2 separate regions of the Homo sapiens genome follow, and region 2 is linked to region 1. The links are chromatin contacts, found by Hi-C in ENCODE. All regions are on one chromosome and are shown on one strand. The core of a region is the stretch at or near the end of the contact, and the rest is flanking DNA. Distances in the headings are between cores, read along the strand shown. Region 1 has its middle 20 kb from the start of MIR146A. Region 2 holds the start of GABRA6 (gamma-aminobutyric acid type A receptor subunit alpha6).

The links. Hi-C counts contacts between places; a loop is a spot of excess contacts on that map. Pooled maps may share reads with other maps.
Region 2: a map with no recorded cell type shows a loop between it and region 1 (3-fold over the local background). The contact joins the promoter of GABRA6 here to the enhancer-like site in region 1. A Hi-C loop is called at or near these places in 3 of 168 maps with a recorded cell type or tissue (CD4-positive, alpha-beta memory T cell, GM12878 and MCF 10A), 11 of 37 single-sample maps with no recorded cell type and 7 of 50 pooled maps.

Annotation. Positions count from the first base shown.
Region 1 is chr5:160,501,502-160,508,504 of GRCh38, forward strand. No RefSeq gene overlaps it. Among named protein-coding and RNA genes, the nearest start is that of MIR146A, 20 kb to the left of the region's middle. RefSeq lists enhancers at 3,357-4,194, 4,676-4,735 and a silencer at 5,308-5,357. Within about 2 kb of position 5,315, at least 7 of the 41 ENCODE cell types and tissues checked have a DNase peak (open chromatin) inside an H3K27ac peak, as active enhancers do.
Region 2 is chr5:161,679,916-161,687,525 of GRCh38, forward strand. It overlaps GABRA6 (gamma-aminobutyric acid type A receptor subunit alpha6), which reads left to right and starts at 5,806. Exons shown (of 9, transcript NM_000811.3): 1 at 5,806-6,112; 2 at 6,315-6,433; 3 at 7,021-7,088. The coding sequence starts at 6,075. It overlaps GABRA6-AS1 (GABRA6 antisense RNA 1), which reads right to left. Exons shown (of 2, transcript NR_189170.1): 2 at 7,427-7,610.

The DNA of each region.
Region 1 (7,003 bases), core at 4,065-6,564:
GTGGGAAGCATAGCCTCTGGTCAGAAGCCCAAAACAGATACTCTGAGGGTGGGGCAAATGGAATAGAAATTTATGCTGAGCAGAGTGGTCGAATATACATATTCAATAAGCTATCAGAGGAATCATGAATATTTATGAAGGAGAAATATGCACACGTGCAATTGAGCTTCATCCCCCTGCTTGTGTCCCATGTACAAAAAATGACGGTGTTAGCATGATCTAAGGGTGGAGTTTTTGGCCCTTTGACATCAAAAGGTGAAGTAGACAGGAACACCCTTACTGTGCATTCTTTGTAGATTGGCCAGAACCACCCTGTGGTCGGTGGTCTCTTATCGGGCAAAAAAGGAGAGGCAGCATTAGGCGGTAGACTGATACCAGTGGTGGAGTCTTTTGAAAGGGCTGTTTTCTTTTTAAAATATTTTTAAATTTATTTTTTTATTTTCAATAGGTTTTTGGGGAACAGGTGGTGTTTGGTTACGTGAATGAGTTCTTTAGTGGTGATTTGTCAGATTTTGGTGCACCCATCACCAAGCAGTGTACCCTGTACCCAATGTGTAGTCTTTTATCCCTCGCCACCCCACCCTTTCCCCGAGTCCCCAAAGTCCAATGTATCATTCTTATGCCTTTTGTTGTTCTCATAGCTTAGCTCCCATATATGAGTGGGAACGACAATGTTTGGTTTTCCATTCCTGAGTTACTTCACTTCATCCAGGTTGCTGCAAGTGCCATTATTTCATTCCCTTTTATGGCTGAGTTGTATTCCATGGTGTGTGTGTGTGTGGCTGTTTGAGTGTGTGTGTATATATATATATACACACACACACCATATTTTCTTTGTCCATTTCTTGTTTGTTGATGGGCATTTGGGCTGGTTCCATATTTTTGCAATTGCAAATTGTGCTGCTATAAACATGTGTGTGCGAGTATCTTTTTCATATAATGACTTCTTTTCCTCTGGGTAGATACCCAGTAGTGAGATTGCTGGATCAGAAGGTAGATCTACTTTTGGTTCTTTAAGGAATCTCCACACTATTTTCCATAGTGGTTGTACATAGTTTACATTCCCACCAACAGTGTAAAAATGTTCCCTTTTCACCGCATCCACACTAACATCTATTATTTTTCTGATTTTTTGATTATGGCCATTCTTGCAAGAGTGAGGTGGTATCTCACTGTGGTTTTGATTTACATTGCCCTGATCATTAGTGATGTTGAGCATTTTTCCATATGCTTCTTGGCCATTTGTATATCTTTTTTTGAGAATTGTCTATTCATGTCCTTAGCCCACTTTTTAATGGGATTGTTTGTTTTTTTCTTGTTAATTTGTTTGAGTTTGTATCAGTCTGTTTTCACGCTGCTGATAAAGACATACCTGAGACTGGGAGGAAAGAGGTTTAATTGATCTTAAAGTTCCACATGGCTGGGGAGGCATCAGAATCATGGCAGGAGGTGAAAGGCACTTCTTACATGGTGGCAGCAAGAGAAAAATGAGGAAGAAGCAAAAGTGGAAACCCCTGATAAACCCATCAGATCTCATGAGACTTATTCACTATCATGAGAATAGCATGGGAAAGACTGGCTCCCATGATTCAATTACCTTTCCCTGGGTCGCTCCCACAACGCGGGGGAATTCTGGGAGATACAATTCAAGTTGAGATTTGGGTGGGTATACAGCCAAACCATATCAGAGTTCTTTGTAGATTCTGGCTATTAGTCCTTTGTAAGATGTATAGATTGCGAAGATTTTCTCGCACTCTGTGGGTTGTCTGTTAGCTCTGCTGATTATTTCTTTTGCTTTGCAGAAGCTCTTTAGATTAATTAAGTCCTATCTATTTATTTTTGTTTTTGTTGCATTTGCTTTTGGGTCCTTGGTCATGAAGTCTGAAAGGGCTACTTTCTGTTAAGCCCTTAGGGAAGAAAGGCTAATGATGGTTAATGAGGGAGGGGGTATAATGATGTGTATCTGAGTCTCCTATCCTGTCATGGCTGAGAACTCAGTCTTCAAGTTTACTCTGGGATCCCCTTGGCCAAGAGATGGTCCATTCAGTCAGTTGGTGGGGAAGGGGGGGGCTTTGAATTTTACTTTTAGTTTATGATATATAGTTGCATGACCTTGAGCAAGTTGCTTTTCTCTGCCTTATTTTCCTTGTCTCTTAAGATGAGACTCACATTAGTTGCTACCTTAGTGGATTGTTTTCGGATTGAGACAATAGCACTGTGCCCAGTACATGTTAAGCACTCAATATATTTAAACTATTATCATTGCTATTGTTGTTTTATCTCAATGAACTTCTAAAGTGCCTCTAAGGAGGGTAGAATAGATATTATTAACCCCATTTTACAGCCTCAGAAACTGAAGCAAAGGATATTTAAGACTCATTATGACATCATACTGCTTCACTATTGCTGGCAGGATAAAACTAGGACTTAGTTTTCCTAACTTCACGTGGACCGGACAAGGGACAGGTTCTGTACGTGTGTTCTAGAAAGGGGGACAGAATTTATTTTTTGAAAAGGCAATATAAGCACATAAGTAAAATTCTGCAAGAAGGTGTGCAGTGAAAAATAAACCTCCTTCCTATCCCCCTCATCTCCAGTTCTTTGGTCCCTTCCTGTTGACAGATCCTGTGCATCTTTCAGGAGCTGTTTCATGCATACACAAGCCTAGTGTGGGTGTGTGTGTGTGTGTGTGTGTGTGTGTGTATCCCAGGGGACTGTTTCTACAAAAGGCCCCTTCCTGCTCCTGTCCCTGATCCAGGTGTGTGTGTGTGGTGTATATGTGTTTGGGGTGTGAGGGGTGTGTCTGTGCGCATGTGTGTGTATGGTGTATGTGTGTGGGGTGTAAGGTGTGTGTGTGTGGTGTATGTGTGTGGGGTGTAAGGGTTGTGTGTGTGTGGGTGTGTGTGTGGAGCCTGTGTGTGTATGTGTGTGTGGGGTGTGAGGGTGTGTGTGTGGGGTGTGAGGGTGTGTGTGTGGGGTGTGAGGTGTGTGTATGTGCACATGTGTGTGTATGGTGTACGTGTGTGTAGGGTGTAAGGTATGTGTGTGGTGTATGTGTATGTGGGGTGTAAGGGGTGTGTGGGGTGTGTGTGTATGTGTGTGGAGTCTGTGTGTGTGTGTGGGGTGTGAGAGGTGTGCGTGTGCGGTGTGCGTATGTGTGTGTGAGGTGTGAGGGGTGTATGTGTGTGTGAGGGGTGTGTGTATGTGTGTGGTATGTGGGGTGTGTGTGTGAGACATGTGTATTTGTGTGTGTGGTGTGTGTGGGGTGTGAGGGGTGGGTGTGGTGTATGTCTGTGTGTGGGGTGTGAAGGGTGTGTGTGTTAGGTGTATGTGTGTGTGGTGTATGTATGTGTGGGGTGTGATGGGTGTGTGTGTGGTGTATGTGTGTGAGGGGTGTGTGTATGTGTGTGGTGTCAGTGTGTGTGTGGTGTCTGTATGTGTGGGGTGTGAGGGGTGTACGTGGGGTGTGTGTGGTGTATTTGTGTATGAGGTGTGAGGGGTGTGTGTGTGTGGTGTGCGTGAGGGGTGTATGTGTATGTGTGCATGTGGTGTGTGTGTGGTTTATGTGTGTGTGGGGTGTGTGTGGGGTGTGAGGGGTGTGTGTGCATGCATGTGTGTGTATGGTGTACTTGTGTGGGATGTGTGTGTGTGGGGTGTGTGTGTGGGGTATGTATGGGTGTGTGGGGTATATGTGTGTGTATGTGTGTGTGGGGTATGTATGGCAGGCCCAGTCCAGTGCTGTTTCCCTGCTTTCTTAGACCCTTTTCTCAGAACCTTGGAGTTCCTGACTGTGTGAGAAGGCATAGGCACGTGGCCTGGTGGTGTGAACACTGGGCCACTGTCCCTTTTCTTCCCCTGGCTTTTATCTCCTTCTTAAGATGCTGTCATTTTCCCAGCGGTCCTGACCTTCCTGGGGAATACTGATGGGGAATCCCAGGTCCCAAACTGCCGACTGTCAGGCCTGGAGCACAGGACAGGTCCCAGGGGTGCAGGTCACAGGCCCAGGGACCCTGTCTCTTTGGCTCTTCCCTTCTCTCCTGGGGCCTCTGCTCACCTGGCTTCTGGGGAAGTGTCAGACGTGTTCAGCTTCAGTAATCCTGCCACTTTCCCAGCCATGAGGAAAAATCTATGTGTTTATTATTATTATTGTTACTACTACTATTTAACATCTAGAAGCTTTTCCCTGACAAACAAAGAGTGGCCTTGGCTGCCTGCTACCTTGGCCAGGAGATAAGGGACAGGGCAGGCTGAGAACACAAGTCCTTTTTGGGGTCTGCTTGGCGTGTGGTGAAGCCAGGGGAAGAGAAGGGACAGTGGCCCAGTGTTAACACCACCAGGCCACCTGCCTGTGCCTTCTCACACAGAGTCAGGAACTCCAAAGTTCTGAGAAAAGGATCTAAGAAAGCAGGGAAACAGCGCTGGCCTGGGCCTGCCATACATACCCCCCCCACACATACACACACACATACCAGCAGTGAAGGCAGTGGAGAAGAGACCACCTCCTGTCAGAGCCAGTCCTCACAAGCGTGTACGCATCACAGTGGAGTTCTGGGCTCCCCGGCTGCTGGTTCCTCCAGCTTCCGCCTCTGGTTTCCCTCTTCCCTGGCCTGGGAACGTAGAAGGGTGCAGGGTGAAAGACTTGGTCTTCTACCGCATGGATTCTCTGAGCTGCCCCAGCAGGACCGTGACTCTCTGAAGCCTGAAACGATTTGAACAGCCCCCTGTCGGGCAGCTCCTCACTGGCTGATGTGGGCTTGAACATGTCAGTCATGGAGAACTCACCACTTCCTGAATCTCTCCATTGCAGTCTTGGATGGTTCTAGAGAGAGGAGCAGAACTGGAATATGTGGCTACAGCTATGTGAATTGACAGCTTCTGGGCTTTGAACCGCAAATTCCTCTTTCACTTAAAAATCCTTTGGGCTCTTGCCCTTTGTGTCTCTAACTCTTGGGACGTTTTTCTTAGGGACAGGCTTCCAGTGTCCCATCTAACACTTGGGTGAGCTGGGCCCGTTGTTCGTGGGAAGGGGTGTAAGTGTAGGGGAAATCCATTTGTCACAAGAGAGAATCAGGTAGGGGAGGGACAAGGTGACTTCTGAGGTTCTGTTCTTATGCATCTGGACTCCCACCTTCCCTCATTCTATGAAGAAGCTGGAGAGTCCGTCATTCTTGGACCTTTCCCTCAGTGCAAGGAAAACAAGTTGGAGAAGTGACAGTGTCCTGGGATGAGCCCAGCAGCTTTCTTTCCTTTCTCACTCAGCCTCTGTCTCTCTCCCCACAACCGTTTCCTGCCTGGGGCGGTACAGCCAGCAGCCAGTGCGCCTGAGCCCTGTTATTTAAAATTCAGCCGTCACCATGGCAACCTGCATCTTGCTCCATTTCAACCAGAGATACAAAGAAGCAGTGAAAGGGAAAGTTTAATAATGTTTTCTTTTTTTTCTTTTTTTATGAATCTCACTGACTGTCCATCTTTTTGTGAAATAGAAATGTTTCATTTTAGTGGCATTATCAAAATGTCATTCGTTTTCAGACCCCGTGGCTTCTGGAGGGTCAAAGTCATCACTTGCTTTCTAGGGCTGCCGCTGTCACCCCGTTTCCCCCTTCAGAATGGATGATGAGTGTTATTCCGCATTTAGGCTTTTTGAAAGATTTGAGGTTGGACTAAGTTTAGAGAGTGTTTATGGCTTTATTCTCCCTTCCCTTTCCCTGGTATCAAATCTCAGAGTCACGGCAAGGTAAAAAAAGCTAGAAGAGTCTTTAAAGATCACTGACTCTGGGGTGCCATTTTTGTTTCAGTGTGTGTAGTACCTCCTCCCCAGCATTCTGAGAGTGCTTCCTCATTACTGTCATGGAGCTTGGCCTCTGGGTGGTGTTTCTGTGATTCATGTGGAGCCAAGAATTTCCCGTAACCACTGTGACTGGCTCATGAATGAGTATACGGCCCAAAAGGTATGGCTGAGCTGCAGTTCTGGGTCTGAGAGAGAGCCTCTTTATTTTTCTGCTGAGGGGATGAAAGCCTGGAGCTGCCAGAGACCCTCACAGAGAAGGAACTTGCCTACAAGTGGAGTGAACACAAAGGGAAGCAGAACTGATGGATGGAGAAGAGAAACCAGGCTTGGATGACGTTGCTTGATATCTTAGATCGAGGCAACCCTGAATCCATGGCTTTGCAGTTTCATGAGCAATATATTCCATTTTTTTACTTTAAGCCAGCTTCAGCTGGGGTTTCTGACAGCAGAACGCCACGACTTTGATGTTACATACCTCAAGCTCCTTCTTTTACAAATGAAAGCATGGAGACCCAGTGCAGGGAGGTAGCATCCAAGGTCACACAGAGAGGCAGCTCTGAAGGTCAGGTCTCCTGGTGTCTTCAAAGCCTTTCTGTCTGCTGTCCTTCGGTCCTCTGTTTTCAGGCAGATTCTGTTACCTTTGCAGGAACAAAAGCTGAGCCTATGGATGCTCATGATCAAAAAGTATAATTACGGTGAAGACCCTTGCTCAGCTACTCATCCCAGGGTGAGGGTGAGCATTTGGGGTGATGTCCAAGGAAAGTGTCCACCCTCGGCTTGTACAAGGAAAGTGCTCACAGTTGGCTCTGCATAGCCCTGTGGACAGACCCTAGGTACACTTTGCCTGTTTTCTTCATTGAGACAAGATCTGTTTGTTCAGTCTGCAAACAAATGTCACACATTCAACCAACACTTACAATTTTATTAATTTAATTGAACAGCATTAATTGAGGGCCTCCTATGTGCTAATCACTGTTTTGGGGGCACAGATTCAATGGTCAATAAAGGGAGGCTCAGTGCCTAAGCTCATGGAGCTTATATAATTTACTGTGGACATGAAAATAACCAGAGATACATAAAACTAAGGACTGTGAAAAAGTCTTATGCTTGGAAATTTCCCCATACCATGAGAGCATAAGACGAGGGCCCATCTCATTTTCAGAGTTGGAAGGAGCCTTGAGCTGATATGGGCAGAAGGAGCAGGAGTTAGATGAG
Region 2 (7,610 bases), core at 4,556-7,055, 1.2 Mb after region 1:
GAATATGCTACACAATGAAAGCAAATTATATCATATGTTTATGTAGTATCAAACTTACATGTTACCAATAATTTCACCTATGACAAATATCTCAAAAGAAACTTTTAAATCCAATTTACTCTTAGGACTTCTGGAAATTATGTTAAAAATCCCTTTTCTGCTTACCTTTTTGGCTCAATATCATTAATATTCTTCTTTCTACCAATCTCCAAATAGGCTTTAGAGTATTTGGGGATTATTTTTAAGCCACATATGTTTAAAGAGGAGCAAATTACAAAATGCAGGATGTACAGCACATAACTGGTGAGATTTGTTCCTGTAGCTAATGCAAAGATTATTGGAATACATCCTTCATTGTGCAGATTTAGATGCCATTTAATAATGCTAGAATAAAGGAGGAGCCTGCTCAAGAAAATTGCATTTGAAGGAGAGAAGAAATTGCTGTTCAGCCTTGCTGTAACCCCTTCTGTGACAGGTTGGACAAACAATACAGCTTCCAATTGCTATATGTCCTCAAAACCTTTTTTGGAGGTAGGCCTCTTCTTGCATGGTCAGATGGCTACATGGAGTGATCAATGTTTCTGCCCTTCCACCTGCCTTTATGTTCCTTCATACAAAGCCATGTGAGTCACTAGAATCCACTTGTGCACTCTTGCAATTCTTCCAGGAACTGGAATGGAGAGGGTTACTTCCCTCTTTTCTTAATCATAGTACATCACACTGTGTTCAAGCCCCACTAAAATTTGCTATTTTGGGAGTCCTCTGGTATATAGATTGGAAGGTAGACCAGTCTATGTGTTTATATATGTATACCTATGCCTCAGGAGAACAATACCAAACTACCTTGTGTCTCTCTCTGGGGCCTCTGTGTGGGCCTTCTGCTTTTCTCAGAGCAAGTGTGTTGCCAAGAAAGAAGATGTCAGTAGGTTCTTCTTCTAGAGATTTTCAGTTTTTAGGAGTGAATAACTTACCATTTTATCATCTCTTTTACTTGTCAGAGAGGAGACTGGCTCTTCCTACAGAAGGTGATAGAAAACTTTAATCCAATGGTTTTTCCCAAATATCTATGTCCTTTTTCTTCTCCCCAGTTATGTACTTAATTTGGGAGGGAATAGTTTAATGAGATTAGTTCTGCTAATCTACTGTAAACTAATCTAAGTTTTTGGATGCAGAAAGATGGCTGATCCAAATAGCAGGTACTTCTTTGAACTTAGCCTGCAGAGCCTTTAGCACATTTTAGTTTTAATTATGAACTCTAGTCAAATTATTGCATGTTGCACTCATAATGTTCTCAACTGGGAAAAATAACTCCCCACTATAAAGCATTTTAAAATATGAAGAGAATATTTGGTTGTTAGCACGCATAGAGAACACTAGAGACACTCCGTGAGTAAGAGCAAGAGATCCTAAGTATGCTGAAATGTGTGGGACTGTCTCGCCTAGTGAGGAATTGCCCTTCTTCAAATATAAATAGCATATCCCATTGAAAACACTTCACTGAATATCAGTCTGTAAGAATTCTTAATAATTTATGACCATGAGATAAATTTACAAAATTTTTGTTTCATTTGAATTGAATTGATTTCTCTTAATCAAGAGACCACCTTTTATGTTTCTTGACTATTTTCATTGTGAATTGTAAACTTATATATATCCATATATCCATTGAAGTTATTGGCCTGCTTTTTACTTATTGTATATTTACATAGCAATCCTTTTGTAAATTTGCAAATCTAATCTTTATATTTGTGTTGCTTGCTTTAACTCCCTTAATAGTGTGCTCATTTAACATCCTTATTTGTCTCAGAAACATAGGTATGTTTGTATGTTTGGACAAGTAGCTACCCTCAATATATCATAAGGGGGAAATACTTACAAGAACACTATGCTGTGGAAATACTGTGAAATGAGTGGACTTGAGAGGCTAAATCATTCATCGAGGAACATTTTACTAAAGTTTGAGTGGTTTTATTCTAGAGCAAGTTTTCTCAGCATTGGTACTACTGATGTGTTTTGGCAAGATAATTATTTTTTGAGGGGACTGTCCTATGCATTGTAGGATAACAGCATTCCTGGCCTCTACACAATGGCTGCCAGGGTATATAATCCCCCACTTGTGGAGGAACACAATTTCTGTAGAAAGCACACTTCCAATGCTGTTTTTGAAAAGATCAATGGAGATTTTTAGGGAGAAAGTGCAAGTAAATGTTATCCAAGAGGCAATTCTGTAGCTAACTTGAATATTTGGTTTGTTTATATATGCATACATAGACATATTGATTTTTTGTATTATAAAAAGTGCCATTTAGTGTCTGGTGCCAAGTTTGCTCTTTCTGTGCAATAATTTTCTCTAATTAACACTACATCTTTAATAAGTCATTTTATATAAACAAAGCAGTGTTAGTGTGAGTGGTATATGGAATTAAAGTACAGGACACAAAAGGAATGATTTCACATTATTCTTTTACAAAATCCAGCATGTTAATAGCACTATCGTTGAAGATGATGGTAGTTCTAGGCTTCCCAGTGGAGATAAATAACAGAGCATGCAAGTGCTTGTCTAAGGTGATTCATAAAAGAGAAAATATTTTGGAGAAACAGCTATGAAATATGCAGGTATAAGATAGATATTCTCAAATTTGCCAAACGGAAGTAATTCTCTAAATGAGAGAGCTCTGATAACTGGTTTACGTAGTCAAAACGCTACATAAATATGACCATACATCTCCCAAAGTCGTAGCCATTGTCGAATTCTTAAACTCTTTTTTTTTTTTTTGCTAATTCCACAGGAGAATAATAATTGCAATCTAATTAACAGTGTTGCTAATAGATCTTGTCTGCCCGAATTCTGACAGAGATGTGTGAACAAGGGACTTCATTACATACAAATTCTCAGATTACAGAACTTGAGTATCTTAGATATTGCTAGGTCTATCACATTCTTTTAAAGGTAAGCTCAGCAGAGGGAAAATGACTAAGATTACATAGCTCATTATCCCTTCTAGCTCTACTAATATTTTTTCCTATTGAGAGTAAAAAAAGTCTTCCTTCTCTTACATTAATTTCTTATTAATTAAAACCTATGAAAAAATAAAATCAAGTGTGTTAATCTTTTGTTTAGAGACAACTGTAATTTATTAAGTGTTTCTTGTTGAAAAAATCATTTTAATGAGAAATTCTATAGGAATATTTGTAAAACTGTACAATATCATCCACGATTTTTTTTACATGTGAAAAAATTTCTGACAATCTGCAGAATGGGAGACAACTTTTGCAATCTATCCATATGACAAAGGTCTAATATCGAAATCTACCTGGAACTTAAACAAATTTACAGGAAAAAAATATTAAAAATTGGGTAAAGGAAATGAACGGACGTTTCTCAAAAGAAGACATTTATGCAGCCAACAAACATGAAAAAAAGTTCAACATCGCTGATCATTAGAGAAATGCAAATCAAAACAATGAGATACCATCTCACACCAGTCAGAATGACGATTATTAAAAATTCAAGAAACAACAGATGCTGGCGAGGCTGTGGAGAAATAGGAACTTTCTTCACTGTTGATGAGAATGTACATTAGTTCAACCAAGATAGCGTGACAACTCCTCAAAGACTTAGAACCAGAAATACCATTTGGCCCAGCAATCCCATTACTGGGTATAAAAGAATAAAAATCATTCTATTATAAAGATACAGACATGTGTATGTTCATTGCAGCACTATTCACAATAACAAAGACATGGAATCAACCCAAATGTCCACCAATGATAGACTGGATAAAGAAAATGTGGTACATATACACCATGGAGTACTATGCAGCCATATAAAGGAATGGGATCATGTCTTTGCAGGGACATGGATGGAGCTGGAAGCCATTATCCTCAGCAAAATAACACAAGAACAGGAAACAAAACAAAACACCACATGTTCTCATAAGTGGGAGGTGAACAATGAGAACACATGAACACAGGAAGAGGAAAAACAACACATGCTGTGGCCTGTTGGGGATGTGGGGAAAGGGAGAGCATCAAGTTAAGTAGTTAATGCATGCAGGGCTTAATACTAGGTGATGGGTTGATAGGTGCAGCACAACACAATGGCACACGTTTACCTATGTAACAAACCTGCACATTCTGCACATGTATCCTGGAACTTTAAATTAAATTAAATTTAAAAAAGAAAAAACAAAAACATTCGGTCTGAAAACCCTCACAAAGCTTTCTCTCTGATGACACAAATCAGAGATGAGTGGTAAACATTTCGATAGGAAAAAAAAAGAAACACAGATCTAAAAAAGATAACAGGGATAAATATAGGGTTCTCTGGTTGAAAAAAAGTTGTGATTAATCTGAAGAGAATTATTTCATAGCATCATATATACCAGATATTTAGGGGATTTAAGTAATAGCACACTTAATGTGAGTTGAAAATACATTGTGATCACCAGTGGTAGGAGGTTTAAAGGAGAATAAAAAGAATGAGTAGAGATGTGAAAATTGGATCCCATAACAAACACGAAAAGGTTTTAGGGGTGTTTCCCTTAAATTAGAGAAAACATTGTAGGTATCTTCATTTAATTGGCTGCCATGTGTCTTTCCCTGACAATAATGTATTCAAACGTTCCTCAAATGATTTATGTCATGTTCTCAAGTGTGACTGTTACGGCTGTGCTAGATGTCTGCAATAGTTACCATGGCCTTTGTAGAATTTGAATTCCAAAGGTACAGACTGTGAACTGGGTGAGTAAGGAATGAATTTGGCAGGAGGATGGTGAATTGAGACTTTTGATCCTCAATCTTATGTTCCTGAATTTAAATATCTGTGTGTATGTGTGTGTGTGTATAATATATATTATAAAATATAATATTTTATATTATATATATTTTTATAATATATATATTATATTATATTATATAAATATATTCTATATAATATATATTCTATATAATAGATATACACACACATATCTATTCACAATGCCTTTTAAAATTTTTTTATTTAATAAATTTTTTATTTAATAAATTTTTATTTAAAGAAAAGATTAAAAGTTTAAGGCTTAAATGAACTTTTTTTGACTACAACTTCCTCCTAGCAGAACTGAGAATAGAATGCTGTTTCTTGGATTCAGACATTTTCCTTTCAACCTGTGGCAAGCCTGAGAAAATAGTGCCAGAATCATCAACATTAACCACGTCTATAGATGCTTTATTTTTGCAACATTTCTGCATGAGGAGCCTTAACCTGCTATTTCTCAGGCATTGTCTCCTATAGGTGGCATTCAAGAAACTGACCAGGTCTCTAATGATAGCAGTAGATCCCACTTCTGTCTTAGCTTAAGATGACACACCTTTGACAAGAAGGGTCAGCAAAGTATCTTTAAAAAAATATTTAATCCACAGCAAGATGGCCGTGAGTTGTTCTGTTGTGTTACAAGTGCTGGTAAATAAATCATGAGCAATAATCTTTAAATACATAAGGGTGTGGCTGTAGCTAGTAATGCTGATGAAAATCAGAAAGGGAATCCAAGAGGGTCACAATAGTGTTAGACTTTTTAAACAGTAAGAGCTGTGTAGGAATCCTTCTGTGAACCATAAAAATAATAAACGCTGAGCCTATTGGAACATAATCTCAATCAGCAAGATGCCAATGCTTTCCAGATTTCCTCACAGGGCCCTGCTAATTCCATGCCAAAACTGGCAGTGGATTTCTTCCTTCTAATCTCCCTTAATGCCTTATTCGATTATTGTCACTGCTCTCCGACCATGCACTGTCCCTTCAGACTCTCCTTTCCCAACTGAGTCAGTCAGAGGAGCCTGGGTGTCTGCAGGACATAATCTAAGACCACAAACCACCTTGTTCCACGTGAGAAGGAAACAAGAAAGAAGGGAGCCAGGGGAATCCTGCAAATTTTTAGGCAACCTCTTTATCTATTGGATTACTGACTTGAGGCAAACAAGGAACAGAGATATGAAGGGTTTGAAAGATTTCTCCAGTTGATTGGCAGAGAAGAGCTGGCTAGCAGGGAGGACGACCCTAGGAGGGTGAATTCTGCATTTCAGTGCACTGCAGGATGGCGTCGTCTCTGCCCTGGCTGTGCATTATTCTGTGGTGAGTAAGATCCTTTTTCCTGATTTTTCTTTTTATCTCAGAGGAAAGGAAAAGTATACATCCATTGGGTGACTCCTATATCAAATCATGAAAGAGGCCAGAAGTGGTGTTGCATGTATTTGTAACAGGGTGGAATAGAGTAGATTAGACAAAACCTCTTCTCTGAGCCTGGGAGTAAGGATCATTGACTGTCTACACACAGGCTAGAAAATGCCCTAGGGAAACTCGAAGTTGAAGGCAACTTCTACTCAGAAAACGTCAGTCGGATCCTGGACAACTTGCTTGAAGGCTATGACAATCGGCTGCGGCCGGGATTTGGAGGTAAGAAGCTGCATCTTTGCTACACAAACACCTGTAGTTTCCTTCCTCCGTTTCTGCCCTTTGAAGACCCAGAAGAGTCAGAAACTAGGTAGTGGGAAGGGGCAGGGTACGGGAGAGAGACCATGGGTATGTTCCCATCCAGTCTCTGCCTCATCCACCATTAGTAGCCTTGTTCAAGTTATCTGAACTCTCTAAGCCTCATTTCCTAAATTGTAGTGTGGGTATATGATCAATGTTTGCCTCATAGAGTGGTATGAGTGCAAAATGAGATTATTCATGTAAAACAGTTTTATTAGCACTTTCCCATTAAAGCCATCAATATACATTAGTTATTATCATTTTCGTTAGAACGAATCTAGCTTCTTTCATTCTTTAATGTTCTCCCAATTGACTAGAATAAATTCTAAATAAGGCCACTGACATGAGTTTTCAGAGTTGAGAGACCCAAGGATCCCCACTACTGGAATGCAATAGGACACATTGCAGATACTGGCTATGATAAGTAAGGGGTTTGGTGGTAGAGGGCTGAGATCAATCCCCTTAACATCAGTGGTGATAATTGTTTCATCCCTCTGGGCTAATTTCAGGTGCTGTCACTGAAGTCAAAACAGACATTTATGTGACCAGTTTTGGGCCCGTGTCAGATGTGGAGATGGTGAGTAAGTTCTAAGTGAGTTGGGTGTTTTCATTTCGGGGAGGAGAGTGGAGTCCCAAAACTAATGATAATGGGCATTGCCGCCAAGCTTGGCTCCAGATTCATGACACAATATTTGTATTCATGCTGGGAGGGCATGACCATTAGAATGGATTCCTGGCTTAATCTTCACATTTCACTAAGGGCTTGAACATTTTAAGCTGAGGGACTTTTTAAAATTATGTCCTCTCTTCCATCCACATGCTATGCACTAATTCTTCCCTCCAAAGAGAAGAGATTTTCCCCTTTCTTTGTGAAGCTCCAGCAAATTTATTGGAGGAAGAAAAAAAACACACAGATCTTATTCCATATAAAAGTTTATTGAGTATGTCTATAAAACCTAAAGCATAATTGTCTTTTGTGGCAACATCATTATCAGTATATTTTATTAAAACAGTAAAGAGGTCATTTGGAAAGGCTGATGCTCTCCACCTTTTACATTGAGGATGGACCAGTAGGTGTTCTGGGGACTCTGTTCCAGGT